Regions from separate parts of the Homo sapiens genome. Here region 1 is linked to region 2. Evidence: chromatin loops called from intact Hi-C (ENCODE). Cell type or tissue: endothelial cell of umbilical vein. All regions are shown on one strand. Links, peaks and the distances in the headings refer to the core of each region. The heading gives the core; the rest is flanking DNA.

Region 1 (15,928 bases), core at 7,944-10,443, 100 kb after region 2:
ACAGGCGTGAGCCACCATACTCAGCCCCCAGAACCATTCATTTATTGAAAAGCCTGTCTTTTCCTCAGCGAATGGTCTTGGCATCCTTACTGAAAATCAGTTGACCATATATGTGAGGATTTATTTCTGGGCTGTTTGTTTTATTTCATTGGTGTATGTTAGTCCTTATGTTAGTACCAGACTGTTTTGATTACTGTAGCCTGGTAGTAAGTTTTTTTGTTATTGTTCATTTTGTTTTCTTTTGTTTTTTTGAGATGAAGTCTGGCTGTGTTGCCCAGGCTGGAGTGCAGTGGCGCAATCTCGGCTCACTGCAACCTCCACCTCCCAGGTTCAAGCAATTCTCCTGCCTCAGGCTCCCAGGTAGCTGGGATTACAGGCACATACCACCACACCTGGCTAATTTTTGTAGTTTTAGTAGAGGTGAGGTTTCACCATGTTGGCCAGGCTGATCTCGAACTCTTGACCTCAAGTGATCCGCCCGCCTTGGTCTCCAAAGTGCTAGGTTTACAGGCGTGAGCCACCATGCCCAGCCGTTAGTAAGTTTTGAAATCGGGAAGTGTGAGTTCTCCGTGTTGTTCTTTTTCAAGATTGTTTTGGCTGTTCAGGTCCCTTGAGAAGCCATATGAATTTTAGGATGGCTTTTTGTTTTGTTCTGTTTTGTTTTTTTTCCTGTAGTTTACTCAAAAGGCAAACAAAAAATCTTTCATTTTATATATATCACAATATTATATAAACGTCTTTTTCAAAAGAGAAAACCAAATTTCATGTTTGTATTAGTGCATCTTTAATGCTAAAGCTACTTTTTAATAAAATTTTTTAAATCTGTCTAGTTTTAATTAGTTTTTATTAGTTTTAATGAGTTTGACCATAAGGTAAGATTTTCATAAACTTTTTAGAGTCCTTTACAGTTTTTCATTGAATAGCAGATCACTTTTTTTAAGGAAACCCTGTTACTCAGACACATGGGCCCACATTCTGGCCCTGCATCAGTGTGCTTTCATTTTCATGTTCAACCTACAGAAAAACCTAAATCATCCCCTTTCAATCTTAGCCAGCTTGCTCACAGAACTTCACAAGATCAGCCCTTCACACACCCTCAGCTCTGTTTCTGCAAAAAAAAATATCATTAGGATATTGATAGGGACTGCATTGAATTTGTAGATTGCTTTAGGTAGTATTTCATCTTAACAATATTAGTTCCTCCAACACAGCATGTCTTACCGTTTATTTATGTCTTTATTCTTTTAGCAATGTTTTAGTTTTCAGTGTACAAGTAGTTCACCTCTTTGATTACATGTATTTCTAAGTATTTTGTTATTTTTGATGCTATTGTAAATGGAATTGTTTTCTTAATTATCTATTGGATTGTTCTTAATTTATAAACACAAATGGTTTTTGCGTGTTCACTTTGTATCCTGTACCTTTGCTGAACTCATTTACTAGCTCTGATAGTTTTTTATTATGGAATCTTTAGGGTTTTTACATATAAGATTATGTCATATGTCATCTCTGAACCTTGATGATTTTAGTTCCTCCTTTCCAATTTGGATCCCTTTTATTTCTTTTTCTTGTCTCAGTGCTCTGGCGAGGACTTCCAATACTATGTTGAATAGAAGTGGTGAAAGTTGGCGTCTTTGTCTTGTTCCTGATCTCAGGGGAGAAGCTTTTCATCTTTCACCATTAAGCATGATGTTAGCTGTGGATTGGTTACATTTTATTAGAGACCAGAGATAGCCCAGCCCTCTTACTGTATCTAACTATAGTTTACTTGTCCCAAGGAAACTGTTCCACTGGGCTTATGGGACACACATTTTCCTGGCGGAGAAGCCATCTCCTTTGGCAAATACTTTCAAAGGTGATATTTAGGTAATAAAATTGGCATATTAAGTGATATTTTTGACAGTCTTAACACACATTAAGTTTGAAACTTCAGGGAGAAAATAAGAACATATTTCTATATGTCAAACACATCCAGGAATTCCAGAAGGCATATTAGTGAGGGCCAGTGAGTCTCCACGGATGAGCTGGGAGACTGGGAGATGACCACAGCAGGGAGGCGTGCGGCGTGCGTGGGGGGTGTGGGCAGCCTGGTGGGATGTGGCAGAACTGTCACCCAGCGGGCAAGGTGGCCAAGAGGACACTCCTTCCTCTCCCAGGCCCTCAGAGATGTGGGCGAAGGGGAGAGAAACAGGTCCTTGCAGTTAGGGGAGAAGGCAGAAAGAGTGTTTAGAGATGGGGCTAGGACATGGGAGGTGGTGGGGTGAGGTAGAGAGTGAGGAGTCGCACAAGAGTGTGTTTGCTGGTGTGGAAGGCAGAGGCCGCCTGGCTGCCCGCAGGAGACATCCAGGCATGGTCCTGCGATCTGGCAGCAAATGATTTGGGGCACTGATCCACCTCAACGGCTAGGGGTGACGGCCTGTCCAGTGAACCCAAACCGATATGTGTATGAAAATAAATAAATATATGTTTAAATATATAAATATTTATATTCATATGTATTCAATATATAAAGATTTATTTTAAGGAACTTGCAAGTTTGAAATCTGCAGAGCAGGCAGGCTGGAAACTCAAGCAGGAGTTTGCTACAGTCTTAAGCTAAATTCTTGTTTCTCTAGGAAATCTCAGTGTTTGCTCTCAAGGCCTTCTGTGGATTGGGTAATGCCTCTGTTAAGGGTCATTTCCTTTAAGCCAAGTAACTGTAGACATTAACCACACCTACAGAATACCTTCATGGCAATAGCCAGACTGGTGTTTGACTAAGTGACTGGGAATTAGAGCCTGGACTGTTGACGTGTAACACCAGCTACCCCGAGGACAGGCTGACTGTGAGCCGGAGAAGGCTGAGGCCTTGGGGCTGCTGATCATGGCAGAGGTGAAGGGTGGATGCGGGCACAGTTCTCACTGAGTAGGTTGGGGACGTCTGAGCCAGGTCATGGACCTGCTCCCTTCATTGTGCCAGTACTTCCACTGCTATTGACTGCTTCCTTTCAGCCCCAGCAAAGTGTTCTGGGGCGTTCTTTGGTGATTTGAGGGATTCTAGAGAAACTCTTGCAGAAAACATGGTTGGTAGTAAATTTTACAGATCTGGGATGCTTCTGTTCCTTTTAGCTGTGATGAGAATTCCCTAGTGATTTTATATTTTGGGTCTGTGTTAGTTTAGTAAGGCTGTCATAACAAAGTGCCACAGACTGGGGAGGGGGCGAGGGGACTTAAATAGCAGAAATCCATTTCCCGCAGTCTGGATATTGGAAGTCCATGATCAAAGGTATCGGCCGATTTGGTTTCTCCTGAGGCCTCTCTCCTTGGCTTGCAGATGTTCATTTTCTCAAGGTGTCCTGACATGGTCTTCTCTCTGTACAAGTCTGTGTTCTAATATTCTCTTCTTACAAAAACACCGCTTGTATTGGATTAGGGCCCACCCTCATCATCTCATTTTAACTTAGTGACGTGTTTAAAGACCCTCCTTCCAAATACAGTCACATTCTGAGGTACTAGGAGTTAGGGCTGCAGCTTAGGAACTTTGGGAGGATACAGTTCATCCCATAACAGGGTCTTGTCTTGATTTTTGTTGTTGTTATTCTGATTGTTAGAATTAATATCCCTCATTTTATTCGGTACTAGGTGCCGTGGCCCACAGGGGAGAGTATGTAATGAGTTTGTCAGGTTGGATGTCCACTGAGAATTCCGATTTGTTCTATGGCTTGTGGAGCTAGTGTTCACTCAAATGATGTTCTGTGGTCCTGTCCCCAAACACACACACACAACCCCTTCTGGGCTTCTTTGGAATTTGTCTGAATCCCTATTTGCGAAAGCTTGATGAAGTTTGCAGGGTGTTAATAGATGGTATAGGGAAGAAGGGTGAGGCAGTGCAGGAGAGTGCTGGGAATGTGTGAGTTAAATTTAGAGGGTCTGATGTCACCCTCACCACTCTGGGCACCCTTCTACCCCACAGACTTTTGACCTCACAGATGACCTCTCAGGGCACCATAGTTGGGGACCATCTCTGCATGTCAGCAAAAAGCTGGTGCCCCGAGCAAGTGTCCTTACTGAACCTACAAGCTAAGACCAAGAGCTGCCCATTCAGACATGTCACACTTGAACCAGCCATAAGTAGTGGATTTTTTTTTTTTTTTCTGGCTTGGCTTCTCACAGTCTGTCTTTATTCCAGGTGCTGCAGCGCAGTAAATGTAATTTGAAGAAGGCAGAAGGAACCCATGGCTTTAGCCGGCTGCCCAGATTCCTTTTTGCACCATCCGTACTACCAGGTATGGGCGAGCACATATATCTGATCCTGGCCCGATGGTGCTGGTCGAGGGCCAGGGCACACATGTCGCCAGCAGCCATGGATCGTTTCTGTAGCTCTCAGGTCACTAGGACACGCTGGAGCAGGGGCTGGTGACAAGTCCCATGGTGCAGAGGCCCACTGCCCTTTCTGCCTCGGTCTTCTGTGTCTTGCTTTGCCTTGTAAGATAGCGTGGTCATATTCCCGTTTGACTGTGCGTACTTTTCTAAAAGAGTTTGGTTGTAGTACAGAGTTGCCCCCTGAGAGCCGGGCTTCCGTGTTTGGAATGAAGCAAGCACTCACTGTGTTTTTCACCTTCTGGGTCGGGCCAGACACTCCTGATGACGGGTTCTGCAGTGATGGTGGTTGTCGGGACATTCACCTGGACACATGTGCTCACGCGTGAGGGAGTGGGAAGGAGAAAGGGCTTGGTGTCTTAACAGATGTTCTAGAGGGAGTCCTCTCCACAGATTGGCTCTTTCCTTTCCTGAGAGCCCTAGGTGGAATTTTGTGGGAGAACAAGTTCATTTCTGTTCCTTCACTTTCTCTAGCTCTTCTTCATGGGCTGCTAGAACAGTTTCATCTGCAAGTTCCCTTCATCTTCTGAAACAGATTTTATTTGAACTTTCACTTGGTGTAGACAGATTCATTGTTAGGGGATGGTCTTTGGTTCTTTAGATTTGATTCGCGAATCCTGGTTCATCCTTACTCGTGATTTGTCATTGGAAGTACTTACACCATCTCTCCCAGGCCTGTGACTTTTCGGCTGGAGCAGTCCTAGGTTTGGAAGTCCTTTTATATGTTCAGGCTGTGGTCAGCTTTTTGCACTTCTTTGAACTTATTTTCTCTCTTAGTCTGTGAAGTCTCTTTTTAGCTACTGTGATGAGAAATTGCCTACAGCATTATGGCTGCAAAAAGATGCCTTTGAACATTTTTTTTTTTTTTTTGGTATCTAAGTGAAGCAAGCCTTCGAAGAAAGGCTGAAGATTAGGAATACCGTTCATTCTAATCGTCGAATGTGACACAAAGCCAAAATTGGTTACAAGCCAGAAAAGAGGATTAAAACCTTAGCGAACTGCAAAGTTTGGTGGTGACCCCTGAGTCTGTGTAGTTTGTGAGCTCTGGAACAGGCATCTGCCTCTCCCTCTGCATAATTGTCTTCTTGTTCTTAAAGAGGCTGTGGTTGCCTCCCCCCATTGATTAAAGCTCTGTGCTGCACCCACAGGTCACAAGTCCAGTTCTCGTGTGGCCAGTTAGTGTTAGCTAGTTGTCCGGGCCCGACTGCACCCTTCACCCCTGCCTGCCACTTCCTACTCAGTCCCAAGAGAGTGCAGTCAGTGAGCTCAAAGAACATCCCCAAGGGAAAGTCTCTCTTGAGGTCATTTTCGTAGTGCTGTCCTCGGCTGGGTATAGAATAGGCTTTTAGGGCCAGATAATGGCCACAGAGGTTCTGTCAGCTTCCCTTCCCTTCCTGGCATTTCCAGTTTCCTGCTGGTACCTACAGAAGTGGCAGACTTACAAGCTGTGTCAGTTCCTCCCTTGATGGCCTTGTTAGGTGTTTGTAGTCACCGATGCCCCAGGCTGCTTTCCTGGAGCCAGGAAGTCAGGAAGGAAGGGTGGGCTTTCCCTGCTATGTGCTGTCATGCTTTGAGGAAATACTCATTGCTTCTCAGGGCCATTTGAAAGCACTGTCTTACTCTTTAAAAAATTTGACAGCAAGACTTGGCGGCATATGTCCCTTGTTCCTGGAAAATAAGATGACAGTTCCAGAATTTCTCAGAATATGGGATGATTTACAATGGGTTCCAGTCTTGAGCAGTCGTAATTATATTATAATAATTAGATAAATCTCCAGAGTTTTATAGAGAAAAATTTATTCTTAAAACCTTCAACATACAAATAATTTTCTAATTCTAGCTGTTCACTTGCAGCAGTGGCTTGGATTAGATAGATGGTTCAGTCCGTGAGTCACTGATGTGATTTTTAAAATATGCACAGAAGCACCAAAATTACTGTATGCATTTAATCATCCTGCTGTTGGAGGGCAGCAGTTGGGGAGGGGTTCTGGCAAGGTTGGGGATGACCCACTTCACTTTTAAGACTTAAGTTTTTCCTTTAGAATGTGACACATCATAATTCTCTGACCTTGGAGAAATCCTGCAACTTTCCCTACCGCAGTTTCCATACCGAAGTTTTGGTAGAAAAGGGTTAGTGGTATCTGGGTTGTAGCAGGGATTAGAGGAAATATGTCTAAATTACCCGGCGCCTGGTCATCCTTTAGAAGCTGAGTCAAGGGCTGTGATCTTTAATTCTTTGATAGAGCACCAGCCAGGTACCAGGCACATGTTTTGGGCTAGGGAGCCAGCTTTGAGCTCGGCAGACAGATCTTTGGGGCTCCTGGATTCCAGTGGAGGAGACAGACATGGAACAACTGGCAAGTGAGATAGCTGTGAATAATGATACTAATTCTGAAGCAAATAAAATGGGACAACGGGGGGAGAGAGGGCCGGCTGCCTTGGTCTTCGGGGGGGGCTCCGTTAGTAGGGTCCTATAGCTCATTGTCTGCCATTTTTAAAATCAAAAGGTCTGAAGCAAGAAATTTCCTCATTTATTATGCCACGGCAGAGTCCAGAGCTTTGCCGAACACAGGGTCTGCCTGGGAAGTGGGATGGGGTTTATGGAGCTCCCTCTGGGCCCTGCACATCTGTGTTCATTGATGTGGACACTGTGTTATCATTCTCCATTCCCCAAAACTCTTAATTCTTAACCATGTCCAGCCTCCAGGCTTTTGAAGAAGGAATTATGCACCTATGACAAAATTATGGTAAATAAAAGCAACATTTATTATCTTTCAGAAAAATGCAAAATAGGAAATAAAATGTGCTTGGCTACAAACTTCCGTACACAATGTTGAACTGAGCATTAGAAATGAAACAACTTGCATGTGAATTTTATGTAGGTGATTAAATTTACTGTTGAATTTCCAAAAGCAATGTTTTTATTTTCATAGTTTTCTGATTTCTGAATTAAAAACAATCATGCTTAGAAATGAGCCATCTTAGAAACTCTCCTTGCCATCCTGCCCTGCAGAGCCTCAGCTTTTGGTGGAGATAATGGCAACAGCATTAGTGCACATACACGCTGTCCAGCCCCAGGACACCACAAGATGTGTGTTGTGGTTCCATTTCAGTGCTGTGTCCCTGAAGCTTCAGGCGGGGAACCTACTCTTCTAGTGCAGGGCTTGACGAACTGCAATCTGCTTTTGCAGATAAAGTTTTATTGGAGGCTGGTCTTGGTGGCTCACGCCTGTAATCCCAGCACTTTGGGAGGCAGAGGCGGGTGGACCACTTGAGGCCAGGAGTTCGAGACCAGCTTGGCCAACATGGGGATACCCTGTCTCTATTGAAAATACAAAAATTAGTCAGGCGTGGTGGCGCACACCTGTTATCCCAGCTACTCAGGAAGCTGAGGCAGGAGAATTGCTTGAACCCAGGAGGTGGAGGTTGCAGTGAGCCAAGATCGTGCCACTGCATTCCAGCCTGGGCGACAGAGCAAGACCCGGTCTCAAAAAATAAAATTAAAGTTTTATTGGAACTTGGCCATTGGGTTTTGTATTGTCTGTGGCTGCTTCCAAGCCCCATCAGCAGAGTTGGGTAGTGTTTGACCCTTTACAGAAGAAAGTTTTTTCTGGGACACTGACTGCTAGAATGAACCTTTTTGGATGGACAGAGGCTCAAGGGGGCCTCCTTGTATCAGCTCATCTCCTCCCCATTTTCTGGGTTAGAAACAGTCCTCAGATGAGACTTCATCTGCTGATCACATACAGCTTTGGATTTTCTGTTGGGTGCCCTAGATTCCTTAATCTTTTGGCAGTGCGTGGAGGAGCTGAAAGATGACATCATCTCCGAGAGTTGATTTGGGCTCAGTTCCTGGAAATGAATTCCATTCCCAAAGTCTGTCACTGTTGTTATTATTATTATTATTTTTAGTGAAAGAGTGATTCTGTAGTTTTTCATTTTTAAGTACTACACCCCCCCCCCATACTTTGGCTAAAGAACATTTTATTAGACTACATTTTCTTTAAGAAATTTGTTGATAGTACCTGCCACTCTTAACCCTTGAGGTGGGAAGTTACGAAGATCATTTGAAATGTCTCTCTTTAAATTTTATTTGACTGTTCCAGCTGATAGGACATTTACCTAAAATGGTTTTCCAAGTCATTTAAGGTTATGATTCTGAACTTAGGAACAGCAGCTATGTTATGGAGATATTTTGTGAGGTAAAACAGGCAGTGTGTTGACTACTATTCACCTGCATGGCTTTAGGCATGGTGTTTAAATTCTCCACATTTCTTCTGTTTTCAGCGTCATTGTGAAAATTGGAAGACACTTATATAAACTTTGGCATTGTGTTTAGCACACAAAAGACCCTGTTAAATGTGAGCCACTGTTTGGATGAGCTGGTATGTGATTTTTTTGTTTTAGAGTGTAGAATTATTTTTAAGAATGTAAGTTTTTTTTTTTTAAGTGATTTGTGCGATACTTATGTAAATTTGAGATTATAATCTTTTTAAGTCTTTAAAATCATGTGAATATTCACTTAAAACAAATAGATGGCATTTGGTTTGGGAAAATACTTTTCATTGATCTGGCAAATTGCTGTTAACTGGCTTTATTTATTTAAATCCTAGGTAGTTAATTACATATTAGTAAATAGTTTACACTTTCTGTAACTAACAGAATCAGTTGAAAACTCTATTCTTTAAATGTTCTAAGTAACTTTGACTAATTTGTTTGTTCGCTTACCATTTTATGAACAGTTGATTGGCAGACCATGGCTGGGTATTAGGGTACCAGGTGAACAAGATGTCAACCCTGCCTGCAGGGAGCTCCCAGCCCTGGAGGGAGACAGACAGGTACAACAACCAACCATGGGCCACCATGACCTGGGATGCTGTCAGTGGTGTGCTTTGTGCAGACAAGTAGAGGGGAGGGTGATTAATCCCCCATCCCATGTCATTTCCTGCTAGAACTGTAAAACTAACATATTCGACAGCCTGCAAGCTGACCACTCAGAGGCTGGCAGTGGGGAAAAGATTAAGCTCTTCCTGTTTACTTCCCTTGTCTTCAGCCTTCCACCGACTCTGTGAATTGGGTACCTTCATGATACCCATTTTATAAATGAGAAAACTGAGGTTTTTACTATATGCTGGTCATCATGCTGAGGACTTTACTTGGATTTTCTCTCCTGCCAATGCTACGCGGTGGGGACCTTCATGTTCTCCCCTTTGCAGATGAGATTATCAAAGCAGAAAAAGACCATCTCTCCTACTGAGTAACAGAGGTACATTCGTCTCTGTGAAGTGTGTTTATGTTTAATGTTGGTGAGACTGAGGAGAACAAGTTTTTGTCCAAATGCCAAAATCTCCTCCTCAGAATTATTATAATAAAACATAGAATTTGTATCCTGCAATTTTGGACTTATTGAATTTCTTTGATCATGAAATGCCATAAGTCAGTTTTAACAACAGCTTTTCAGTTGAAATAAAGATTATTATGTATTGTCCCTAAATGTGTCATGTGTGCTGATCGTAAGGTGTTTGCATTTTTAAAATGTTAAAATGGGGAGTGGGGCATGTCTTAAAATCAATGAAATATGACAGATAAGTAAATAAATGGAAATAAAAATACATAAATATGTATATATTTATTCTCAGTGCTTTTCTTTTTAATGCCTAAATCTTCTCAAACATCATCATCCTCAAGTATGGGCTTAAAGTCTGATTTTTTTTGAATAATATAAACAACTATATTTATCACATATTTTCTATGTATTATTTTTGTTTTTTGTTTTTTTTGAGACAGAGTCTCACTCTGTCACCTAGGCTGGAATGCAGTGGCCCAATCTCAGCTCACTGCAACCCCCACCTCCCGGGTTCAAGCGATTGTCCTGCCTCAGCCTCCCGAGTACCTGGAATTATAGGCATGCACCATCACACCTGGCTAATTTTTGTATTTTTAGCAGAGATGGGGTTTCGCCATGTTGGCCAGGCTGGTCTTGAACTTCTGGTCTCAAGTAGTCTGCCCATCTCTGCCTCCCAAAGGTCTGGGATTATAGATAGGGGTGAGCCACTGCACCCAGCCTGTGTTATTTTTATCCTCTCTCTGGTACTGTGGCAAATATTCTGGATGTGTTATTTTTTCTATTTCTTTTTTCCAGGAAACCAGGGCTTGCAGATATTGGTAAGTTGCCCAAGGTCACACAGCTTGTAATGGGATAGATCAGGGATCAGGCGTACGGGGTCAAGCCTGAAGCCTATGTCCTTAACCATTCCACTGTCTGGTTTTTCCTTGGCACCGTGTGCTTGGCTGTGCAGATATCTATTTGATTGGGGGTGCTAGAGTTGATTATCTTTTTCATAAGATTTCATAAGCAGTGGAGGAGCAGAACACAATATTGGTCTATGACTTTGCACTGCCTTTTAGAAGGACATATCTAATCAGGGATACCTATATCCCACTTCTGTTTTCCTCCTACTTATCATGGGGGTTAAATCCCCACAGAAATATTTGTGTTCTTTTAATTTTCCATCCCATGAAAGTTCAATGTTAGTAATCAACTTTCCCTTTGCCATCTATCTGCCCAGAAGCTACTGTGAAATCACTTATCAAAGTCTTTGTTTTTGTTTTACTTATGAGACCAGATGGTTGCCTTTTCTGTTGTAAAGTGTCAAAGTTTCTACTAGACCTACAAAAACCAAAACTTACCTGCTGTGTGTGTGTCACTGTATTCGTCCACACTCACACCGCTTATAAAGAACTGCCTGGGACTGGGTAATTTATAAAGAAATGAGGTTTAATTGACTCATAGTTCCGCAGCCTGTACAGGAAGCATGGCTGGAAGGCCTCAGGAAACTTAAAATCATGGCAGAAGCAAAGGGGAAGCTGGCAAGTCTTACGTGGCTGGAGCAGGAGGAAAAGAGCACAAAAGGGGAGGTGCTACACACTTTCCAACAACCAGGTCTCGTGGCAACTTACTGTCATGAGAATAGCAAGGGGGACATCTGCCCCTGTGATCCCGTCACCTACCACCAGGCTCCTCCTCCAACCTTGGGGATGGACATGAGATTTTGGGCGGGGATACAAATGCAAACCATATCAGTCGCCATTACAGCAGGTAGGGCAGGCAGCAGGCAGGTAACCAGCAGAGCAGGCAGCAGGCACAGCTACCTTGCCGGGAGTGTTTTTCCAGGAGAGATGGCAGTATCAAGCGCACGCAGACTTGGAAAGGCATCATGGCGTACCTGGTTGGAGCATGAATCCTTGATTCAACTGTTTTCTTTGCACAGAGTCATATTACTTGATTACCAAAGGGAAGGGAACTCATGACCCTCAGGGACAGGCTGTTTATCTGTGGTCAGAAGATGGGCCTCCTGTAACATTGACTGTGCTCCCTTCTGGCCTTGTCAGTAACGCAGAGCAAATCACTTCCGTCTCTCTGCGTTTGAAGTTATGTGTCATTACCCAGCCAGCCCCCAGCTCCTTCAGGCATCCTTCCTTTGTCGGGGTTTGTGGCACTTTTTCCTGTTTCCTTTCTCCTGTCTTGCCTAGCCCTCTTCAAGGGGAAGGACCAGAACTAATCAACACTTCAGATGAGACTGACCAGCTCAGAGCTGGGCGGCTCACGCTCTCCCTTCAGGACCCATCCTCCCATCCCTCATTGTAGCACAATGTTGACTTTTTTGAAGGAAGGTCTCTTCATGCACCCACTGCTGTGTCCCAGGTCGTGTTTATTTCCAGTTCATGATAAGTAGAGACATTGAGAAAATGTGTTTAGAGATTTTATAGCAATTTGAATGTTGAACTTAAGAATAAAAATGTGGGTGTGTATCGTATTTTTGTTTTATTTTACTTTCTGGCAATTCATTGCTATGTGAGTTGTGAAGTATCCGTGCTTGACAGGTTGACAGGGACAGCAAAAACTGCTTCTTCCCCGCAGGTGGCTCCTGAAGCACTAGTCTTGGCTATCTCAGGATATCACAGTCATGCCTGTGGTTTTTCTGTCCTTGGCAGCTCCAGTTTGCAAAGTTGAAGCTTTGCGTTTATGACCCATTGTGGCCTTGGTGTGTCATTTGTGCATGGTGAGATTTCCTCAGGCGCTGCTGGAACGTGCGAGTCCACTGCCTCCAGCCAGTGGCGGATCATGGGGGACAGCATCTGTGCCCTCCCACTGTGTTGTCCACTCTTCCCTATAGGCCTGATGTGACTCCGCTGTGCTTTTGCTAACCGTCCTTAACCAGCTCCTTGCCACTGCACTAGGGCGTGAAGGTTGGAGGGTGCCTGTGGGTCCCTCTGTAGCTCTCAGTGTGACCTACCTCCCACCTTCCTATGTCTGTTTGCCTTGAGCAGCTGTTCTAGTCTTTTCTCCATCAAGAGTCTACACCGTTTTGGAGGGTCATGTGGCCAGCGGGAGGTGAGCCAGCCCAGGAGGCATGCAGGCCCCAGGTTTGAATCCCAGTACCGCTTCAGGCGTGTGAGGCTGACAGTTATACCTGCACTGTTATGAAATGAGAGCCTCCAGGGACCACCCAACTAGTGGGGCCTTAGGAAATCCCAGTTGACCAGGGGCACTTCGCTGGAACCCTGAACAGGGCCTTTGCTCCTGGGATCCAAGGGGCTGGATCGCTAAAAACCCTTCATCGTCTTCCTTTGCCCCCAGACTCTGGTTTAGCAGGCTCTGGGGTACTGGCTGAGGGGTTCATCCTTCATTTCCAGACCTCAGCTGAAACCCAGCTAATTTGTAAGATGGGACCAAACAACATTAGAACATTTCGTTCTTTGGACAATGAGGAAATGATTGGCAGTTTCTTTGTGGTTGCCCATTCTGGGAATACAGAAGTGTGTAAGACATAGCCGGGGCTTAAAGGATGTACCCAAGTAATAGAGGAAGGAGAATTGTACCTGTTGTTTAATGACTCTAAATAAGGAAACACCTGACCCCTCTGTCTGTGGACACAGAGTTGGAATTTGAGTCCTTCACTGCCAAGGACATCATTGCTTCACTGCAACTTTTCTCTTTTTTTAAAGAAAAAAAAGCTACTTGGTATTGTGAAAAAATAGCTATAAGGTTATATTTTGCTTTACTTGTCCCTTCAGAACTTCACTAAAAGAAAAGTAAATTTTATATAAATGTATTTTATTTTTCGACATTGTGAAGGTGTTAATTCCAATTAAATTGGTCTTTGAGGTCAGGTTCTTGGCATTTGCAGGGTACTTATATGGATTTTTCAGCTTTCTAAGGCGTAAATGTGGCCTTTGTAGCTTGTGCAGTATGAGGGGTGAGTGCCAGGGCATCTAGAGAAACAACTTAATCCTGAGAGCGCTATCTTTACCTAAGGTGGGTGAAATGGGATTAAAAATAACCCTACCCAAGGAGGACATTGAGGGCAGCTTCTGAGGAGAGGCTTTATGGAGAACAAGCTGTGTGTTTGGAGGCCAGGTATAAGTAATGTCGGGGAAGGAGAGGGGGCGGTACCCTGTCACCCCACCTCATCACTCTGTCACCTTGTCACCCTGGCATTCTCCCCCATAGTCCATCCCCCATCATCCGGTCACTCTGGGCCCTGTCACCCTGGCTCGCATCACTGGTTCTGTCACCTCTTCACCCTGGACTCCCCTTTCTTGAGTGCTTGTCACAGGGCTTTGAAGCTGTTGCTGCCCATGTGCCCCCATCAACTATGTTCTCCTGGCAGATGGGAATGTGCTTTCTGTGGCTTTGAAATCTTCGAACACATGGAATTTCCCACCTTGCTGCAAGCTCATGGGACTACAGATGCTCTCAGAGCTGCTCTGTCTGTGCCATCCAACATCTTTGCCCTGACACTTCTTTGGTGCCAGGCGGGGTTACCCTGGGGCCTTCCAGGGGACCTTTCTATCACCTTAGGAAGCCGCTTTGGATCTTGGAATGACCCTTGCAGGAAGTCCTTGAACGTAAGTTTATGGCCAGTCCTTGGCCTCCTGAGTGGGCATGAGAGTGGGCAGGGCAGAGGGGCTGTGGCGTGGTGCAGGTTAAGGGTTCGGGGCTCAGCTGGTGGGGGACAGCCTGGGAAGCTGGGAGCTACTGGGCCCGTGGTACACCCTGCCTCTGGGGTGCAGGAGAGACAGGAGAGGAGGGCATAGGAGGTAGCATAGTGACCGGGCCAGCCTCCTCAGCCTGTCTTTGGCCTGATCCTCCCTACCAGCAGCCTGGGCTCTCCTTTGCCACCAGTAATACTGAACTGCTCTGCTCCCTTCTCCCCGCTCCACGCGCTGTCTTCTTCTTCCGTTTCTTGGCCTGGGCCATTTCCCTGGACTTCAGCCCAGACACCTTCCCTTCCCACAGCAGTCCCTGCCACACCCCCATGGAGCCTTCTCTTGCATTCCTGCAGCCAGTCCTGGGCCTCCCTCTGCCTGACCCCTCCTTATGCTGTCGTCTGTCCTCCCCCATCCTCAGCCACCCCAGATTCTGCTTGAGGACAGAGTGGAGACCTATCACCCTTCTGTTTGGCCCCTACCCAGTGGGGAATGGGTGACATGGTGAGGTGAGACCCCGTCCCCAGCCCAGGTCAGAACACCTAATTCTCAAGCTGCAGAGCCCTACGAGGGGCAGAGACAAGAGCTAACAGACCGGGGCTTGGGCCAGCAGAGCAAGAAGGTGGTAGCAGGTGGGGTGGGCTCACTTTGTCATGAGTTGCTTCTCTTTGGCATACTCAAATGGCCAGCATTGTTCCTCTTCACTTTGGCGCTGTTATTCAGTATAGTAAGGGCTACTTGAATTCAAGCTCTGTGATCCGCGGCAGTTGATCTGATGATCACTGCGACGGCTCCTCTGTGACTCATGGGCAGGCAGCGCCTGCAGCGTGGATCTTGGAGTCGCATCCTGGGCAGAGGGAGGAGTCGCATCCTGGGCAGGACAAAGCGGGTTGGTGCAGGATCTCATCACTCTCCTCCACACAGTGTGAAACTGATGAATTATTTATTTCTGGAATTGTCCATTTAATATTTTTGGACCACAGTTGACTGTGGGTAACTGAAGCTGCAGAAAGTAAAACCAGGATAAGGGGGGGACTACTGTATTCTCCAGGAAAGTTTAAAATAGTTTCGTGTTTGGGTACCTTTACTGTGTTAAAATTGTTTGAATATGGCAAATACTGTATGTGGTGTTCATGTTAACAATTTATGAAACTTTTCAATGAAGCAGGGCGTTTCTTTTCTTTTCTTTCTGGCACCTGGATGAAGAGGGTATTTATTGCGACAATTTCCTGCACTGGATTTGGGTGCCGTGCAGCTTCTGTGATTGCTCACTCAGTTGCAGAAGAGAAAAGCTATTGGATAATATCGTGCTTTAGACAGCCAGGCAGAGAAAAATGCTATTTTAAACAAGCAGTAAATACATTGATGAAAATTTAGGAAACGGCAACTTTTTTTTTTTTTTTAATGGTGTACTTTGGCAGAGAGAGGAACCTTAAAATTATTCCTTTTATTAAAAGCATACAGAGTAATTTAAACATAAGCTTCTTTACTTACTTTCTGATTGAAGTGTCTGGTCTTTTAAGGTGGTAACTATGTTTAAATTATATTTTTATATTCCTGTACCATGCATGTTTAG
Region 2 (15,928 bases), core at 8,509-11,008:
AAGGGTGGGAGGGAGCCAGCACTCTTACCCCATCTGTGGGTTCCTTCTGTGCCTTCTGCCACAGACACCTGGAAACTGGCACATGTGATGGAGTCCCACCCACCAGGGGGTCTCTCCTGTCAATCACTGCTGGGATTTCTAGGCCAACTCCCTTCTCTTTCTCTGAGCTTGAACCTCCTGGTGCTGGACAGACCTGTCCCTAAGCAAAGCTGTGACCAGGGTCTATGGTTCACCACAGGTACGTGTCCTTAGATGGGATGGAGGGAATTTGAACATGTATCTTGTGCCAGCTTCAGCACATTCCAGGCACCTGACATATGCCATCTGATTTAATCTTCACAAAAACCTATAAAATAATCACCACAGAACAGTTGATGATTCAGGGTGGATTTTGGTATGCAAATTCCACCTCTTGACCGTCTTGTCCTCTTGGGGTCTCACTGGTCTGAAACAAGGCAAAGCGAATGATTAACTTGATCATAGAAGTTCGGCCTCCCTTGAAAGCCAATGGGACTTCACATATAAGTTTTCAGCTTAGACCTCAGGAGCTGATAGACTCAAGATGACCCATTTGGTCACAGGCTAGGCTAAGCCCTACCTCAGGGAGCTGGCCACAGGATAAAGATGAAGCCACTGATGAGTGGAAACTTGAACCCATTAAAAATGTGCCTGAAAGCATGGCAGCATGTCACTGTCATTCTTCCCTTACTTACAAGGCATGAGCAGACACAAGGAGAAGCACCTAGATTCACCTCTTGCTGGATTATTTGGGGTGAGGTAGGAGAGAACGAGGTCAGGTTGGAGGAACATGGCTGTGATGGCTTAAACTCCCACCCAGTCGAGGATAGCCTGGCCCTTCCCTTTGAGATGCTCAATTTTTGAGTGTATGTGGAGGGAGAAAGGGAGACTTCTATTGTTCCTACCCCCCATCCTTCAGGCAGCATTCACTGAAGGTCAGGACAACATGTGTCACCTGCTGGCTGATTCCTAGAGGTCTGGAGGGTCAGTCACAGCCCAATGAACTCTTCCAGCAATGGAGAGACGTTATCAGAGATCTCAGTTCTAGGCTCTGATCTCCCGCGCAGGGAAGAATGATCATGGATCATGACGGTGTGAGCATTCTGAATAAGCACTGGGAGGTGGGGCATCAGTTCACCCACAGGGTCTTGAGGTCACTGTTAAAGGCTAAATTGTGTCCCCCAAAATTCATATGTTGGAGTCCTAATCCCCAAGACCTCAGAATGTGATTGAATTATGGTAACATGAGGCCATTAGGGTGGGCCTTAACCCAATCTGACTGGTGTCCTCATAAAGAGAGAGGTTGGGACACAGACACACTCAGAAGGAAGACCATACGAGGACACAGACAGAAGGCAAGCCAAGGAGAGAGGCCTCAGGAGAAACCAATCCTGCCTGCACCTTGATCTTGGATTTCCAGCCTCCAGGACTGCAGGACAATACATTTCTGTGGTTGAAGTCCCCCAGCTGTGGTGCTTTGTTATGGCGACCAGAGCAAACAAACCCAGGCACCTTGATGCCAATGCTGGAGAATTTGGATTTCTGAGCAGCAGCCTGGCTCTAATGCCCCAAAAGAGATAAAATCTCATATCAACATGACTCAGCTATAGGGTTGTAATTGTGAGTGAATGGAGTTGTGAATATCTTTGCTCCAATTTTATTCCTGTGGCCTTGATTCTACTGCTTAATCCTATCAGCCCTGGTTTTCTCCTCTCAACCACCATGTCACACTCCGCTCCTCTCCACCACCGCAACTCCAGATTGTTCTCTCAGTCCCTCATCACTGGACGTTACACACACCATGCCATGTTTTTTCCAGAATGTGGAGATGTACCCGGCATGAGCAAAAGCCTCATTTTTATTCCATGGCTTTGGCAGAATCTCTTTATCTGGACTTCTTCTTCCACTCTCTATCATTACTGATTTGAATCCTCTTTACTCTTTTGGAATCTGCACTTCCCTATTTTCTGACTGTGTCCATATGGTCAGAACGGAAGCCCTGATCCACTCCTGATTCTGTACCCATGCCAGACATCACTGAGCAACCTGGCATCCCCAGCCATTAAGCTGATTCAGGCATGAAAATCGTTCTCGATGGTGACTCGAGGTGCCTCTGCCAACAGATCAGAATAGTTAAGAAAAGGGAAAGCTTCTCACCTTCTGTGATCAGTATGTGGGAAGAGGGCGAGTTCTCAAGAATCTTCTTCTACTTTAGCTGGGAGCACAGAACACACACACACAAGTACGTGCGCACACTCACACACTCACATGCAATGGGGAGACTTCCCTCAGCAAAAAGATGTAGGCGTCCTGCCTACTGGTCACTGGATGTGTCCACTGACCTTACACACTTCTCCATTGTGTCTGAATGGTGGAGTGAAATTCTTCTCCTCCATGGCTCCCTTCAGTAATTCCCTAATTTCCTCAGTAAAGCCTCCATTCCCTCTCCAGCCCTGTTGGCACTTAGCATTGAGATTTCCTAATGGAAACCACTCTCTTCTGTTGGAATCTCAGGGTGTAATTAGCAGTCTGGGATTTCAGTTCCCTTGCTTTCCTTAGGATGAAGGCCAAGCCATTGCCAAAAATGCTGTCACCGTCAGTGCAGCTCCTCCTGGAAGAGAGCATAGGGGGGAGTTGTTTCATGTTGACTGTCTCCTGTATATTTATTGACTGAAACATTTGAGCTGTTGCTCTTCACATTTGTAATTTTAGATCACAGATGCCTAGCATGTTTAATCATACAGCAAAGCTCACATTAATGAGGAAAATGTCACATATATTGTTATCCACCATAAAAGCTGTGAAAAAATATCTCTGCCATCTGCAATGTGCCTTCTGCTGCTGCCTCTAACAATTTTACTAGTAACAATACAAAATTAACAGCAGGGCAAACACTTAAAAATGGAAACTTATTGAACTTCCTCCTTGCTCTACAAAACCAGATAGAAGTACAGACCACCTCTCAAAGTCATGTTGTGATACCTCGCCTGGGTTCCTGCAGCAACCCGCTACTGGATCTCCCGGCAGCCAGCACCCTCCAAATACATCTTTAACGTTTCTGCCAGAATGATTTTCTAAATCTGAGATCTGGAATATCAACCACTACTTAGAAATGTGGTGACGCCTCTGTGGTCCCGCCATGCCAGCCAGAACACACTGTGACCCAGTCCCATCCTGTCCTTCGGCTTTCCCTCCCACCAGCCCCCTCTCATACCCCACCTTCCAGCCAGGCCACATTGCCAGTGACTAACTGGGCCCACCATGCCCTCTCCAGCCTCCACGCAGTCTCTGACTACAACATTGTCCCCATCCTGTGCCTGGCAATTCCTATGCATCCTGTAACATCTGCCTCAAATGTCCGCTCTTCTGGGAAGTCTTCTGTGACCTGTGCAGGCAGAATCCATTGGTCCTCGTGTCCATGAAGTGATTCGTGACTTCCTCCATCTGGAGGACTTCTCACGGGGAATCTTCATGCTCTGTTTGCCAGTGTCGTCTTCTTCCACTCTGAGCTCCTTTATCACAAGGACAGTATTTCAACCACTGTTGCCTCCCAGCCCAACACAGCCATGGCTGCTTTTGTAACTGATTTGGATGCTACAGAATCACAGTGAATGGGGCAAGATGGGTAAGGATTCTTACCCAGGAACGCGCTCTTTTGACTTTGGCAACACAAAACCTTGCCATTACGCAGGCCGTGTTTATTTCTAGGGTTTCTCTCTGTACTTTAGCCCTTTCTGCTACCAAAAGAAATAACAGCCCTGTCAGTCATAGAGCAATTGATAGTGATAAAAATTCTCCTTTTAGACAGTGAGTTCACTTGTTCTTAAGTCATTCTTTGCCACAAACTGCAGGCTCATTATATGAGGAAAATGTGGTATCTCTGAGAAGCCACACTCTTAGAAGTTTATAATTTACCTCAACTGATGACTAAGGTCTCGAGGTTTTTACTGCTTATTTGAGTGTGGTTTGGGTGGGGAAGTGATGATAAACAAAGCTTCGTCTTACTCACTGGAGCTGGTCTGGAAACCACGGAGCAATACCTGTTCTTTGGAAAGGCACCTACTGCTTGCTTGGGGGTGTGGAGAGAAAAGGAGCAGTCCTCTCAAACTTAATCTCTGCTCTGAGCAGGTGCTCACTGTCCAGGATACTCCACCCTCCTATTCTTGTGCTCCATGCCCTGTCTGCTTCTGAGTTTCAGCCAAGACTTGCAGTTGCAAAAGGCTATTCCACCTGACATGACTTTGGGCAAGAAAAAATGGAATTTTGGGCAGGATATTGGGTGATCTCCACAAACCCAAAGAAAGGACACACGTGCAGATTTCAGATAGAAGTGAAATTCGGAAACAGGGAGCAGGAAATGCAACTCGGGCTGGCTTTTGCTCCCCGCAGTCTCTCCACACCCTCTTTGGTTAAATACAACCATCCCTGAAGCCTCAAGTTCATGGTCCTCCGTTCAGACTGACCAGATTCTCTCCACCCTATTTCTGAATTTCCAGTGCTAATGTATTCCAGAATTTCTCCCAGGAATCCACATTGGACAGAAGATAGGTGAATGTCATATGCGCAGAGCCCATCCCCACAGTGGGAAAAAGTGTGGGCTTCACAGACACCCTCAACGCTGATGGCAACCCCCTGCTATCCTTTCTTTTCCCCACACCATGTGAACAGACCTCCCTCAGCACCCGTAGAAGGAACCAACCCTGCCAACCCGACACCTGGATCTTCGACTTCTCACCTCCAGAACTGCGAGACAATACATTTCTCTTGTTTGAGCCACATGGCTTGTTATGGCAGCACCGTTTGAAGGGCAGCACACTGCCCTTCAAAAAGAGGAGACAGACAAGCTGGGCAGGGCAAAGGAGATCTCCCCAACATTGTAGGAGATCAGAATGGCTTGGCCATCATTGCTGAGGCCATAACTTACCTTTAACATGGATGGCCCCTTAAGTGGAGTATGAGGCAATTCAATTGAAGAGATTTTAAGAGTACATATGTCTATACCTATATCTGTATTTATACAGTGCTCATTAGCCAATGCGACTAGTGGCTACCATATTGGACAGCACAGATACAGAACATTTTCATCATCACAGAAGGTTCTGCTGTACAATAATGCTCATGAGAAGCAAATGATGTGAAAGTCATGAGACTAGGGCTCTAGAGCCCTGGCTGGGTTCCAATCCTCCTCCTCCTCTCCAATTTCGTGTGTGTGTGTGTGTGTTTGTGTGTTTGTGTGTGTGTGTGTTTATCATACCCACGCTTACCATGGAAGTCACTTAGGAACAGAGAACCTCAAGGTCAAACTACTCTTTGCCAAGGCTTGAAATTCATGGCTGTTTTTAAGAACACTTATTTACTTGATCATTTTTATTGTTGATCTTTTAATCTACTTTTCCTAAATTTCATCTTGGTTTTTTTTATTTTAGACAGTCTTCTTTCTGTTTGGCAAAACTATTGGTTGGACACTTTTGTTGAATTTCTTCTTTGTTCAGAAATCAACAAAAAACCCCTCAGGTTCAGAACTTCTTTTCTGTTGAGCATGTGCAGTTCAAGGGTTGAAAAAGACAAGGGCTCTGTCTTCAACAGTATGGAGCTGGGCTGTCCAATATGGTAGCCAATGGTCACATGTAGCTATTTAGGTTTAGGTTTAAATTAGTTTAAATTAAGTATGGAAGTCCCCAGTCACACTGATCAAGTGCTCAGTAGCCACATGAGACTAGTGGCTACCATACTGGACAGCACAGATATAGAAGATTTGTATCCTCACAGAAGTTTCTGCTGGACAGTACTGCTCATGAGAAGCAAATGATGTGGAAGACCTAGAGCCCTGGCTGGGTTTCCGTCCTTGTCTCCAATTTCCTGATCATTCATCTTAGGCAAAACATTTGATATTTTTCACTTTTTTTCCCTCTTCCTACTAAAAGAGAAGGAAAACTAGCTTGCTTACATAATGGACGTAGTTTGTGAAATAAAAGATATGTATACAATTTAGTGCAAAAAATATTTATAGAACAATTACCGTGAGCCAGGTATCACGGTAAGTCTGCAGACCAAACACATATAACACATTCTGCTAGCCTCATGGAGCTTGCAGTCAAAGAAGACAAAAATGAGGCCAAAAATAATTATAATACAAGCAATAACAAATATGCACAAGATATTGAAACTGGACAAAATGATACAAAGGTGGAATGATTAATTTGAGGGCAGTGCAGACATTTGCAGGAAGACCTCATATAGGAAGTGTTTCTGAAAGAGAAAGTTTGGAAGATGAATTGGAGTTTGATAAGTTGCACCCGAGTTTTGTGTATGGACTGTATACAATAAAATTCAGGTCTCTCCAGGCGCTGTGGCTCATGCCTGTAATCCCAGCACTTTGGGAGGCTGAGGCAGGTGAATCACGAGGTCAGGAGTTCAAGACCATCCTGGCCAAGATGGTGAAACCCCGTAACTACTAAAACTACAAAAATTAGCCAGGCATGGTGGCTAATCCCAGCTACTCAAGAGCCTGAGGCAGAGAATTGCTTGAACCTGAGAGACAGAGGTTGCAGTGAGCCGAGATCGTGCCACTGCACTCCAGCCTGGGCGACAGAGCAAGACTCCATCTCAAAAAATAAAATAAAATAAAAAAATAAAATCCAGGTCTCTTCTTTCCTCCTCCATTTCTTTCCTCCTCCATTTTCTTTACTGTGATCACAGCTCTACATCTGAAGTGTTCAAACCTTGGGCCGGGTGCAGTGGCTCACGTCTGTAATCCCAGCACTTAGGGAAGCCGAGGAAGGCAGATCACCTGAGGTCAGAAGTTCGAGACCAGCCTGACCAACATGGTGAAACCCTGTCTCTACTAAAAATACAAAGTTAACCGGATGAGGTGGCACATGCCTGTAATCCTTGCTATTCAGAAGGCTGAGGCAGGAGAATCGCTTGAACATGGGAGGCAGAGGTTGCAGTGAGCCAAGATCATGCCATTGCACTCCAGCCTGGGCAACAAGAGTGAAACTCCATCTCAAAAAAAAAAAAGTGTTCAAACTTTGTAGCCGAGCTGAAGAACACACTATTCAAACAGTCTTATGTGAAAGCAAAATGTGTAAAATGTATAAATGCAATGTAGGGTTCCACTTTGGGCCAACATAGAGTAACAGGTATCACATTTATCCTCTTGATGAAAATAATAACAACAACAATAAAACAAGTTAAAAACACCATCAGCTTTCAAGATACTAGACACCACCTGATGCAGGACAGTGATCACCATGAGGCAGGAAGCAAACCATGCAAGCCTTAACATTGCCCCTCTCTTGAAAGAGCTCCCAGGTAACAGTGCAGAGGGAGGAACCCACATGCCAGAAGACTCCATAATTTGATGAGACAGAGCTGAGAGGTTATATGGTTCCATTTACGTGAGATGTGCAGAAGAGGCAGACTTATGGAGCCTGAAAGTAGACAACTAGTTCCATGGGCTGGGAGGAGAGGCAAGTGAGGAGTGACTGTTAATGGCATTTCTTTTTGGAGTGATAAAAATGTTGTGGACCTAGACAGTGGTTAGGGTTGCATAACTTTGTGAATACACTAAAAAATTAACTGTATTGTACACTCAATAAGGGTGAATTTTATAGTATGTGAATTGTATCTCAATAAAACATTTACAAGATATAGTATTAAAGGCCAGGGAGAAATGAAACTATATTATACAGCTATTAAGTCACCAAGGATGTATTCTGTTATTTTGTTTCTTTGTTGTTTTTATTTCATCCTCTTTAGTAGACATCACTGCTGTTCATCAATTATTTCCAGTATTTTTCACTTCCGGAGGTATGCTAGGCTTGTACCTCTCTGCCCATGTGTTAGTCAGCTCAGGCTTCCAGAATAGAATACCACAGACTGTGTGTGCCTTAAACAACAGAAATTTATTTCCTCACAGTTCTGGAGGCTGGAAGCCCAAGATCAACAAGGTGCAGGTAGTGTCATTTCTGGTGAGGGCTCTTTTCCTGGCTTATAGACGGCTGCCTTCTCACCATGTCCTCACATCCCTTTCCTCTGTCCACACACTCCTGGGGGCCCTTATTCTAAGTCATAATAACTTAACCTGTCCCGAGTAATGCAGCCTCCATAATAAATATCATTATCTTGCTTGAGTTTCTTCATGTTTATAATTTTTAAAAATCATATAACATTTCAAAGAGTTAAGGTTTCACTTAAAAAAAAAAAGACCCCATTGTGGAACACATAAATTGTTTCCCATATTTCTCTATTAAATAATCAGACTGCAAAAAACTTATGAATCTGTCTTTAAAAAAACTTTTTTAAATTCCTTAGGTTACATCCACAAGTGAGATTATTAGATCAAAAATCCCACAATTTTATGGATGTTGATTTGTATAACCTTTTACTCTATTACTTATATAAATGTACCTATTCCACTATATCTTTATGATCATTAGGTTGTAGTATTGTTTTCGCCTTATTAAAGTGATATACAGATAATCCCCAACTTACGATGGTTCAACTTAAGGTTTTTCAACTTTACAATGGTGCAAAAGTGATACACATGTAGTAGAAACTGTACTTTGAGTACTTATACAGCCATTCTTAGTTTCGCTTTCAGTACAGTACTCAATAAATCACATAAGATATTCTCCACTTTTTGTAATAGGCTTTGGATTAGATGATTTTGCCCAGGTGTAGGCTAATGTCAGTGTTCTGAGAATGTTTTAGTCTCAGCTACAATGCTCAGTAGGTTAGGTGTATTAAATGCATTTTCAACTCACTATATTTTCAACTTATGATGGATTTATTGGGAAGTAGCTCCATTGTAAGTTCAGGAGCATCTGTATTTATACTTAGATTTGTGCAAAAATTCATTAAAAATCTGTGTAATTTTGCATAAAGCATAAATCAAGGGTGATTACTAGATTCTAAAAAGTAGTCTTCTGAAGTGCTTTTAAAGTTTGATTTGTTTCAATCAGCATAATGGGTGTGTCTAGGTCAAGTGTGAGGATTATATTTTGGTGTCCATCGAAGTAGGTGGGGTGTAAATTCTATGAAGGGCCGGACTGGCAGAAAGATGTGGTCCTCATGCTAGGTACTTCATGTAGTCATATGCACAATGAGCTTAAAAAGCAATTGGAGTGTCTTGGTCCATGTAGGTGGAACATTGAAGAGTGTCAAGAAGAGCTGGATGGGAGGTGCTGTCATACAGGCAGGGCTCTCTCTCAAGGTCAGCTCTGCCTCCTGTTGTATTGGCTTCTTCTGAAGGCAAGTTCTCTCATGAAGTGGGGAAGATGGCCACCACCAGCTTCCCAGTTTAGCAGCACAGGGAAAGTGAAACTCTCCTTCCCAACATACACATAGCCACCTCAAGGGAGGCCCTCCTGGCCCTGTGGAAATGCATACCCTTTGCATCAGTCCTTCCTCCTGTGGCCCACTGGGGGTGGTGTGCTGATGGACAACCTAGGACCACAAGGGATGGGGAGATGAGTTCTTCCAGGGATGGGGGATCCTGGACAGACCAAACAATAAAAGTCCCCTGTGTCATGCATCCTCATACAATCCTATGGCTGAATTAATAACTGAATTAAGGGAAATTCCAGATCAGCCTGAAGCATCCTGTAGCATCAGAGGACATGCTTTAAAAAATAGGAACACATCAAAAGCACACAGGAGTCATCCTGAAACAGTACCCAATGGCCAAAGCTGGAACAATCCATGAGTCTATGCCAATATAAGTAAACATGTGAATAAGCAAATACATAGGGAAAAAGAGACAAATCTTTCTCACAGAAGCACCACAAGTAATACAGGGGAGCATTGATGCAGCCACTTCTCCAGGAGGTGGGGCTTCATTGCTCTCCTAGTGAGTGTGGACTGGACCTGGTGACTCACTTCCTCTAGAAGGGTATGGAAAGAGAAAAATAGCAACTTCACAATGCAGTAATCTAGCGGATGCCACCACAACCAAGGGCTCAAGGTTAACATCACCAGACTTGAGTCATGGTGAAGTCATGTGCCCCCGAGGCGAGGCAATGAGAAGGGCACTTCACCCCATGGCACTCACCCCCAAAACATAACCCCAATCGATCACAGAAAACATCAGCCGAACTCAAAGCGATGCACATCATCCAGAATGCCTGATCAGCACTCCTCCAAAGGGTGATGGTCTTGAAAAAGAAACAAAGTCCCAGAAATGGGCATAGATGGGAGGAGATTAAGGAGACAGCCTAAATGCACTGTGGGATCCCGGATGGAATCCTGGAACAGAAAAGAGGCATGAGTGAAAAAAACTGGTGAAATACAAAAAAAGTCTGGAGTTTAGTTAGTAGTATTGTGCCAGTGTTAATTTCATAGTTGTGACAAACATGCTGCGGATATGTAAGATGTTAACAATTACAGGAAACTGGATGGAGAGTATAGGGAAACTCCCTGTATTATCTTTACAGCTTTTCTCTAAATCTAAAATTATTCCAAAATAAAAAGTTTGAGAAATTAACAGTGATTACCCATTCCATACTAGGCACTGATTTAAGGGCTATGCATATATTAACTTTTAAAAATCTTAACAATAACATTGAGGTATCTGCTATTATGATTACCACGCTAATTTTATGGATGAGGCTACCAAATCTGAGAGGTTTAGCGACTATCTATAGTCACGTGGTTCTGAGTGTGTGATTAGCGCCTAGGCAGTTTGGTTCTAAAGCCTGTAATCTGCAATCTTTAACTCTACATAACAAACTTTCAAGGAAGAGTTAATATCTGCACATTGTTTTTCCTCTTGAACACCCTTACCTTAGGAGAAAAACCTGTTCTGGTCTGCACAGCTCACAGGGGGTTCCCCTCCACTTATTCCCTTTGCATACACCTTCCTAAGACACAGGCTTTCAGATTGCAAGTGTTCCTAATCCCTAATACCCAGGCCCCACAATACTGAAAATTTCCAGAAAAGAAATGGAGTCAGCTTAGAAAAGAGAATTGAGAGAGAAAGAACCAACAAAAGGGAAATAATAAAATTTAGTGGGGGAAAGTATGAAAAGCAGTGCAAACTTGATTCCCTTACCAGAGTAACTCAGGGATTGAGGAGAAATGGCTTGCTGCCTTAGGTGTTGGTTAGAGACCCCAAATCACCCACGAGAAAAGTGCAGTGGGCCTTCAGCCTCCTGCTTTCACTCACGAAAAGCACCTGTTTTCTGCTCTGATAGAGATCAGTGAATACCAGCCACTGAATGACTCTCACGTGATATGCCTTGTGCTGTTAGTTAAAGCTCGTGCTCCTGAATTCTCACAATATTGTGCGTTTTATGCCCCCGTAGAGCAGGGGTCTCAGCCCAAACATGTCCACCACCTGATTTCATAGGGCCCACGAGCTAAGAACAGTTGTTATGTGACTAAATGGTTGAAAAATACATCTATGAAGACTATTGTGTGACACGTGAAAATTAGACCGAATTCAAACTTCAGTGTTCATAACTGAAGTTTTATAAACATAGCCTTGCCCATTTATTTACATATTGTCTACGACTGCTTTGACACCAGAGAGTGTGACCATATGGCTTGCAAAGCCTGAAATATTTACTATTTACTATCTAGCCCCTTGCAGAAAATATTAGTTGAGCCCTGGTATAGACAAAGAAACTGTGGCCTGGAGAGATTGAAAGAACTCATCTATAAGGATGCAAAAGAAACTGTTTTCTGGATGAGCCCTGGGGCATAGGTGTTCCTTACGGGGCAGGCAGGGAAGGAGGCGTGGGTGAGAAGGCTGGGTGTTTGCATCGTACCCTTCTGTGCTGAGGGTTACTCTACAGTGAGCATGGACTGCTTTGATCTTCAGGGGCCGCAAGTGGTGAGGCATCCTTCAAACCCAGACAGCTCAGCAAAGCCCACCCACTGAGTAAATAGGACTCATCCCAAGACATGAGGTTGAGGACAGTCACTCAGTTTGAATTTTTTCAGATCCTGGGTCATTTTGGAATATGACTGGGAGAATAAAAACTCCAGAAAGGCAATAAACTGATAGAATTGTAAAGGCAATAAACTGATAGAATTGTAAAGTGAAGTAAATCTTAAATGCTTTTAAATAAGTGAAAAGCAACCAAATAAGTCTCAATATATTTTCCCTCCAATAGTTAAAACACAAATTTAATGCCAAAATAAATGCACATGAATAGCCAAAACTTCCTTAAGACCTCGAATTCTTAATGCTCCAGGACTGAACTTATATTCCATGTGGTATCCCAAGGACAAGGTGTGTAAGAGGCATGAAAGAAGGCTTGGAAAAGCAAGGAAAATGTCCCCACGAATTAGAGACCAGTGTCTTGATAGTAGAGGTTTCCTGGATTCGGGATGTCCCCTCCTCAAGGCCACGGTAGAGGAAACTGACTACTCATTCATTCAACAAATATTAGGTAAGGGTCTGCTCTGTTCTAGCAGTTGCTCATAGAGCAAGACTGAGACAGGCAAGGTCCCTGCTCTTCTGAAACTTACATTCTAGTGGAGGAGAAAGGGAATAAATAAGACAACAAATTTTAAAACATCATTTCAGGCAGGAGTGAGTCCATGAAGCAAGCAAGCAGAGTGATAGGACAAAGATGAGGTGTCAGGTGCACTTAGGCTGAGTGGCCCAGGAAGGCTCTCTGGGCAGAGCCCTGAAGAAGAAGATGTCAGCTGTTTGGAGACCAGGGTAGGATTATTACAGACAGAGGGAGAAGGCAAGAGAAAGGCTCAAGGGGAGAAAGAGTAAGGCCTACTCAAGAAATAGGAAGTACACATGGAGCAGTATCAGTGGGGAGGGTGCCTGAGAGGGTGTTGGGAAGGGAGGGAGAAGCCATACGAGTGGGCCTTGGAGGCAAGAACAAAGAGGTCAGTTTTCATTCTGGGTAAGATGGTGTGGTGGGTTTAACTGTGTCCCCCAAAGATAGGTTCAAGCCCTAAGCTCTGGTGCCTGTGAATGTGACCTTATTTGAAGACAGGGTCTTTGCGAATGTAATCAAGATAAAATGAGGTCATACTGGAAACAGAGGGGCCTTAAATCCAATAATGGGTGTTCTTATAAGAAGAGGGAGGACTGGGAGGCCAAGGCAGGTGGATCACGAAATTAGGAGTTCGAGACCAGCCTGGCCAATATGGTGAAACCCCCGTCTCTACTAAAAATACGAAAATTAGCCAGGTGTGGTGGCGCACACCTGTAGTCCCAGCTGCTCGGGAGGCTGAGGCAGGAGAATTGCTTGAACCCAGGAGGTGGAGATTGCAGTGAGTCGAGATCGCACCATGGCACCCCAGTTTGGGTGATAGAGCGAGACTCTGTCTCAAAAGAAAAAAGAAGAGGAGGGGACACACCAGATACACACAGGGAGAATGACAGAGACAGAGATTGAATGATGCAGCTACAGGCCAAGGAGCACAGTGGATGGAAGGGCAGGGTGGATTCTGCCCGGGAGCCTTTGGAGGGAGCGTGGCCCTTCTGATACCTTGATTTTGGACTTCCAGCCTCTGAAACCGTGAGAGAATAAAGTTCTGTTTTTTTAAGCTTCTCAGTTTGTGGCACCTCGTCATGGGAGCCCTAAGAAACTAACACAGATGGGAAGCCACCAGAGGGCTTTACCAGAGGGCATGATCTTAAACCATAACAGGTGTTGTGGCTGTCATGCTGAGAATGGAATCAAAGAGGCTGTGAAGGGGGTGATGGTCAGGGTCAACTCACAGGTCAGAAGTGGCAGCAAACCTTGTCAGGAGCTGGGCTCCCATGGCACAGCCAAAATTCTGTAAAGGCTGCCAGGCACGATGCAGTCACACACGGATGCATCCACCTACATTCTTGAGGACCAAAAATTATAGAACCCAGATTAAGGCAGGAAATTGCAAATACTGGCCCTGACATACACAAAGCTCCCTGGAGAAGAGTTTCTTCGGGACAGATGCCATGGTTTTCCATTGTTTTGCATCTCCACTGATTTTTACAGAGGGTTAAGTGCATAGTCTAGTTAGTCACCAGTTATTCTCATGCATACTCGCCTACTCATGCATACTCTAGTAAAGGCCTGCTGAGTGCTTCTGGATGGGTTGAAGAGAAAAGGTGGAGGACCGAGTCCTAGAAGCCGATCTTTTACACATGCCACCAAGACTCCATTTTCTTTCTCTTTCATGTTCTCCTTCAACCTTACTAGAATTCATCTATTGCACATATTTAAAAAGTGACTACATTTTATCCTGAAATATAGTGGTTGTCAAGAATATATGGGCTCATTCTGCCTTTTACTTGGGATGAGAAAATTTTGACTCTTTTACTTGGAATCAGTGACAATAAAGACCAACTAACAATGACTGGACTATGTTTTGATGAACTAATCAGGGATTCCATCACAATGAAAATTAAGGCCACCTGGTTAGTTTCACAGGGGTGAACAGTAGATGTTCCCATCAGGTCTTGGTATCCATTTCCCTTTAATAGCAAATTTTAAAAAGCTACTCTCGTGGTCATGATGGAGAGATTTACAGATGTTTCAATGAAAATCTTCGTTTGGAATTTATGTAGCAACGTACATATTGACTTTGTGTCACTGAGAATACCAAGATTTATTATTCTTGAAGATAAGTAATAACCTTGACTTTGCCTTGGTCAATATTTATCTCATGAGTCGATAAATCTCCTGCAATAAATGTCAACTAAATCCTAAACTTTCTGGTACTGGACTGTATTCTCTGCTCTTTTTCTTAGGGAACCAGTGGTCAAACCTGTGGAAATATTCTCAGATGTACGTTATTTTTAGTGAATTCAGACTGGTTATGACGGCGGACTTTTATCCAAATAACTTAATGTGGGTGGGAAAATTACAGACTCTGAATCTTTTTGTCTTCTTTTCAATAGTTATGACCAATGAATCTCCTCCCCAGTTCAGCTTTTTCTAAAGCTGATCCCAAGTGCTAACATCAGACACCAGCCTGATCAGGCTGAAGGAAAAGCCTGTCTGCAAATAAAGGCGATATATGACACCGGCCATTTGTGTGCCTGTCACTGCAGGCATTATCTGAGCTCCCCTTTTATATTTTAGCAGTGCATGATCTCATACTAACTTTCCATAAGCTCAAAATACTTTTTTGGTGTTGGCCGGTCAAATAGTTTGTCACTGTCTAAAGCTACAGTGTGCCCTGTGAGCAACCAAAGACAGTTGTTCTCATCTGGCTGGAAGTGAGATGATGGTTCTGTCCCCAGATGACTCAGCTTCTGCAGCCGGAAAGGACCTTTCCCTACAATGACGTTCCAGGCAATCCCCTCTCCTCCACATTCTCCACGTGGAGCACGTACCACAGTTTGTCAGCGTGCACATAACAACACGGCTGACAGTATGCTGTCTCTTTCCTTCTCCTTCAGGGAGCACACGCATAGGGGTGCCCGCTTTCCACATGATTTTTGGACCTTACCAGGTTACTGAAGCCCAAAGGAGCTGATTCACAGAGAAGATTCCTTGGCGTGACTCTCCTCATGGCCCACCCGCTGTGTCTCCTCCTGCTTCGAAGAGGCCCATTCTAATGTGTTGGCAGATGAATCTGCAGATAAAGATAGGCTTTAATAGCCAGTAGCTCTGCACCTTACCACCTGAGATTTTCCATCTAATGATAATTTTAGGAAGAATATTTTTCAGCTGTCCTACATCCACATTTTCGTCCATCAGAAGGCTTTATTGTTTTGTTTGTTTCTGTGTTTCATTTTGTTTGGAGCCAGGTTTATTTGATTTTATTTATTTGTTTGTTTTGCCAGAATTGCTAGAGAAGCTAGGGTTACTGATGAACTTCCCTGGAAAATCTAAAACACACACTTAGATTATATCAAAATGATCTCAACCAACTAATCAATCATTGAACATGGAGAGATATTCCTTAGATATGAGGATGTTTCTTTTCTAATGTTGATGTTGAGGGA

What was found. A loop is a pair of places that touch in the nucleus more often than their neighbours do. Peaks named below come from ENCODE experiments on the same cell type or tissue, not always from the same donor. Only the 100,000 strongest peaks of a DNase experiment are listed, where the experiment ranks them.
Region 1: it touches region 2 in a loop (2.2-fold over the local background); 1 of 110 quality-filtered maps calls a loop at or near these places.

Annotation. Positions count from the first base shown.
Region 1 is chr7:50,720,609-50,736,536 of GRCh38, reverse strand. GRB10 (growth factor receptor bound protein 10) reads left to right here. Exons shown (of 19, transcript NM_001350814.2): 4 at 4,169-4,265. The coding sequence starts at 4,215. Among named protein-coding and RNA genes, the nearest start is that of GRB10, 54 kb to the left of the region's middle. RefSeq lists an enhancer at 10,029-10,198. In endothelial cell of umbilical vein, for the core only: no CTCF peak of the experiment used is centred there; a DNase peak (open chromatin) is centred at 9,296; H3K27ac peaks cover 1,764 bases.
Region 2 is chr7:50,820,980-50,836,907 of GRCh38, reverse strand. No RefSeq gene overlaps it. Among named protein-coding and RNA genes, the nearest start is that of GRB10, 46 kb to the right of the region's middle. RefSeq lists an enhancer at 9,310-10,509. In endothelial cell of umbilical vein, for the core only: no CTCF peak of the experiment used is centred there; a DNase peak (open chromatin) is centred at 9,937; H3K27ac peaks cover 2,302 bases.